2 separate regions of the Homo sapiens genome follow, and region 2 is linked to region 1. A link is a loop called in an ENCODE intact Hi-C map of the cell type or tissue named here. Cell type or tissue: heart right ventricle. All regions are shown on one strand.

The links. Peaks named below come from ENCODE experiments on the same cell type or tissue, not always from the same donor. Only the 100,000 strongest peaks of a DNase experiment are listed, where the experiment ranks them.
Region 2: a loop joins it to region 1, with 2.5 times the contacts of the local background. A loop is called at or near these places in 8 of 110 quality-filtered maps.

What each region holds. Positions count from the first base shown.
Region 1 is chr5:83,429,633-83,432,132 of GRCh38, reverse strand. No RefSeq gene overlaps it. Among named protein-coding and RNA genes, the nearest start is that of VCAN, 41 kb to the left of the region's middle. RefSeq lists a silencer at 1,443-1,492. In heart right ventricle, CTCF peaks have their summits at 1,333 and 1,533 (motif pointing right); a DNase peak (open chromatin) is centred at 1,542.
Region 2 is chr5:82,311,055-82,313,554 of GRCh38, reverse strand. It overlaps the pseudogene ATP6AP1L. Among named protein-coding and RNA genes, the nearest start is that of RPS23, 34 kb to the right of the region's middle. In heart right ventricle, a CTCF peak has its summit at 1,048 (motif pointing left); DNase peaks (open chromatin) are centred at 783 and 1,034; H3K4me3 peaks cover 404 bases; H3K27ac peaks cover 999 bases.

The DNA.
Region 1 (2,500 bases):
TTGACTGACAGTATATATTCCTTCAGTGGGAGTGGGTAGAAGCATAAATAAGGCTAACTATAGGGTTGTAATTTCTCCATGTTTCCTCTGAGTTTTTTTTTCTTTTTGGCTGTTTGAATTGAGCTATATGCCCTCTTCTAGAAGGTACAAGCAAGAAGAGCAAGTCTATAAAACTTGTTCGTGAGCAGAAGGACAAGACTATTACTTAGAAATCTTGGCATAATCCTTTGAGTGGTTTCATTAGGAATGAGGCTCTACAGAATTGCCACTGGGAAATGTGTTTCTGGAACTCAGGGAGATTGTATTAATACCTTAGGACTGTTTCTGAAAGAGTTTATTTATTTATTTATTTATTTATTTATTTATGGAAAGAAAGAAGAAAGGAAGGTGGGGCCGGGGAGACAACTTTAATTTGAATATATATTAGGATTAATAAAAGAATTATTTTTAGGTTCAGAAAACTTCCATATTTTTTGAGATACAGTAAGAGATGTCAGAGAAAGAGAAACAAAAGTCTGTAAAGAAGTGAAGAAATTTTACACTAGGTTGATGGTTGTAGGAAATATAAATTAAAATGCCCTGAGCTGGCTAGAGGTACTTAGCAAAAAAAAAAACTAATGAAAAGAAAAAAAAGGTTTTTTAGGAAAGGCTGGAGACATACAGAGCCTCAGTGATGCAATTACAATATGAAGAGCTGGCTGCCATGGGACTGCTGGAAGGAATCATTAGCTCTGGTTAAATGAGTAAGTTTCTGCTGCAAAAATGATAAAGTACCTTAGAGGCATCAGGAGCTGGGCTAGAGGTTTGTAGCAATCCTCTTGATGTTTCATCAATTAACGAAGACCACCTTTTTCTAAGTTTCTTTGAAACTCAACAGGCAGAACTGATGGATATTTTTCTGCTAGGTAGAGAAAAAAATAACTAGTATAATCCTGTCCTTCTGTTCATTTTAAGTAGCCGTCGCTTAAATTTCCTTAAGCTCAGTGAAAACATTATCCAGGCAAAGATTCCACTTCACACTGAAGTAAATTTACTTGTCCAAAGCGCTAGATTAGTTGTCTATAATGGTTTCTCTTTAAAACAAGAAAAATTGTAAAATACTGGTCCTTTGGTGAGGAACTGGACAAAAGCTTGGGCGCTATAGTCTCTTCTGCTTATGAGACATGTGAACTCTACTATCCTTTTTCTGTCTGTCTAGCCAAGGCGTCTCCGAATGCTCAAGGATTGTTTTCAAACCAAATTGATAAGAAACTAAAAAGACTCAGTCTGAGTATGCTGGACTTTTATCTTTTTTCCTTAAAATGCCAACTACGCTGGCAATGTAAAGCAAATAGGTAAAAATTAAATCAAACATGGTTCAAATAAACACATTTTCTCTTACCAAGATAAGTATTCCTATAATTTTTAGAAAGCCAAAGAAATGACAAGGTTGAGATAGGAGTGTCAGGTGGAGGAAGGAGAAAATGAGTAGAAGCCATCAGCCACAGAGAACAAAGCGCCCTCTTGTTCCGGTGGGGAACGCACTGCCTAGGAATGTATCCACTAGGTGGCGTTTCATCTCCAGGACAGGCCAGGATTTGTCCTGTCGTTCAAAAACCAATCTGCTAAGCGTTTTGGTGGTCTTGAGAAAGGTAAATACATTTGTTTTAAAATTGTTTTTGTCTGAAAATCACAGTTTTGAATAGTGGTGAAGACAATCAAGATTTCCCATTTAGTGTGAAAATTGGGTGCCATCATTTTGGAAGATTTCATACTCAAGTATTCTGAGGATCTAGCAGGATTAAAGCATTTGGGAGCTGTACGGTCCTCTTAGAGATCACCTTACCGGTCATCCCTGTTTTGCAGATTAAAATACTGAGAGCCAGGCTTATCTTATCACTTGCCTAAGATTGTAGTATTGGGTGATGATAGAACAAGGATCAATTTCCTACAGGCAGACCAGACTCAGTGTCACCTGAGTCATCCTGATCCACGTTAAAACCTTTCATTGATAAATGTGTAATATATGCACAGTGAGTTCTAGGCACAAAGCTGCTTGCTGGGAATGCGGAAATAGAACCTGTCTAGAATCAACCCTCCAAGTATAATTGGAGAAAAAAAAAAAAGCTAACAGGCAATAACAAAACAGATAGTGCATTAAATAATGACCATGATGATGTCTGCCTGGTACCCAGGGCAGAATGTATCCTGTAAGGAGGCAGAGGCAGCCTCTGAGAAAGGTGAGATAAGGCTGAATGAATGTTTGGGAGAGGAGATGAGTTCACAAATTTTGCTTCCAGAAGGGAATATTTGCCTATTTTCTCAGCCAGGCTTTTCAGATCACAAAGCAAAGCCCCCGGGTGGGTCTCAGAGCGTAGCAATGTAATATCATCATGAAGCAAGGCATGGCTAGAGCTGCGCTGAGTCAGATGCTGACGATATTCATGATCTCTAGCTCGTATCTGGAAATGTTGTACTCAAACGAAATAGAAATATTGGCTTATTGTAGGTTTTAATTTAC
Region 2 (2,500 bases), 1.1 Mb after region 1:
ACATATATTTGGAAAAGGTTGGAATGTGCCCATAAGAGGTACATGCAAAGCCCTGCCTACTATTTCAGGGAGTGGTAGGAACAAGCTAAGCTTCATTCACAGGTAAACAGGATAGAGGAACTTGACAGAATGTCTCTCAGCCTAAGATTCTGGTGGTGAAAAGGAATCTCTTACACCCCATTCCTTACTCCAAATACTTTCAAGATCTTTGGGATATTTTTGACTCCCCGCTGAGTCCCTTCCTACTAACTGCCAAAGCTGTCACTCACACTGCCGATGTACTTCTTATCTTCCCTGATAAGATCACTGCGCCACTCCCTGAAGGAAATAAAATAATTGTCCGCCAATGCCTCTCCCCAGAAGGGCCTCTCAGTCCAGGAAGTGTCAGTCCCTGGCTTCACCCACAGCTTCACTAGGGCTTAGATGGCTGGCATTCCTCACTGATAATTATTCGTGCTGGATAAAGCTGAATGTAAAAGCAAGCCCTGGGTAGGAGGTGGGGGACACAGGGAGATAAAATTCTCTATCCTATTCTACTTCATACCTTAAAAGACAAAGGAAAAAAACCACCAATATTCTTTTAAAGGCATCTACTTCTCTTTTCCTTAAGCATCTAGGTTTGTTTCAGGTGTTTTTAAACAAACACTGAGCTCTTTTGGTACCAAAAACGCAGGTGCATTGAGCATAGGTTTTAGTTTATTACCTGGAAATCAATAAAAGTGACCTCCCACAGGCTCGACCCATCATCCGTGTCGCTGGGCAGCAAGAGGGCCTGGTCCTGCTGCAGGCTGCCCACGCGTTGGCAGCGGTAGGAGTAACCAGAGGGAGCATATACGCCAGTTGGGTTAAAGACTGCTTGGATTGAATTGTTGGAAATGATCTCGACTCGGCGCAAACTAAACCAACTCTGGATGGACAACTTGTTGTAATTGGTAAGGATGAATCTGAAAATGGTTATAAAAACAGCATTACTCCTAAAGAACTTTTCCCACGTTTACTGACGCAAGGCATCGTCTATGAACAGTACAATGGCGCCCTCTTTTGTCAGGCGGCAGAACGGGCTTGGGGAAAGGCTTCACTTTTGCTGCAGAGCCTTCCCTGGATGGATGGAAAAAGAGCAAATGACAGGGCAGCACCCAAAGTGGACAGTGCAAATTCCTACGAAAGAAAAAACACACAAAGTTTGGGTTTGTTTTGTTTTGTTTTTCCTTTTTTAGAATCAACACTTGATTATGTGTTTATTATTCAAAAAATTTGAGAAAAACTTAAATGGACATCAATGAAGAATTTGCTAAATTGTGGTTTAAAATAATAGTAATAGCTCTCTTAATAACTTCTGTGTTATGTATGTGTATTGTGTTTAATCTTCACTTCAACACCATGTAATAGATAATGTCCTTATTCTAACTTCACAGCTGAGGAATCTAAGACACAAAGGGCTTGAATAAGCTCACTTGGAGAGTAAGTGTCAGAGCTGGGCTTCAAATCCAATCTTAACTCTTTTGGAATGGACTGTTTTCCAGCCATGAAAAAAGTCATAATTTACTTGTCATTATCATTTTATTTCCATTTAAAAAAAAAAGTGACTGCATTAAAAAAAAATGTCTGGAAGGATAGAGATTAAAACATTAGTAGTGATTACAAATGGTGTTTAGATTATTGATGATTTTCATTTTCTTCTTTCTGTAGCTCAATATTTTCTGATTTTTCTGTTTTCATTAGTTTTTCTTGTCTCTATTTGGCTTCTTTGCAAGCAGTCTCTAAGACACAGGTGTGAATATAAGAAATATTCAGGGGAGTTTAGTCATTCAAAATACGTAAAATGGAGAGAAAAGAAATGACAGAGGAAGGGAAGGCAGCTAAAAGAGGTACATTATTAAGCCAGTTTCCAATGTGGACAAGCAGGGCTTCATGGCCGTGATGGAACCTGGGAGCCAGAGCACAGCACATGCTGCTGAGTTATCTCACCTGACGGGGAGGGAGCTGAGGTGTGTGTATGTGTCCTCCAGTCATTGGTTGAAGGCTGCTGGGCCAGGGACTGGGGGCAGTGGGCCAGAGAAAGCTTTTAGGCAAAGAGAGGCGGGGAGTTGAAAGTTCAGCAGGTAGGCTACAGTGCTCTCAAATGGAAAGGACCATGTAGATATTCACGGGGTACTGACAGTTTCTGCTACATACCTTTATCATCAGAATAAATAATAATAACAATAATAATAATAAAGCTATTTTTCATTTTGGAAAAAAGTGGAATTACAGATCAAAAATAGTCTCCATTTCTAGATCAAACAGACATGTGTGTTTGGTCACCTTGTGGGATTCTATTTACTTGTAAAGTTGCTCTGAAAGATGATGACATATATTTTCTAAATTATGATCAGTGAAACTCTAGTCTCCCATGATATGTAGACAAGTGTTCTGAGGAAGAAGGTTCTCCAAAATTAAACACAGGAAACACTGAGTTAGTCAAAGTTACAAAGTGCAATAGTCTTCCTTAAGATTATTT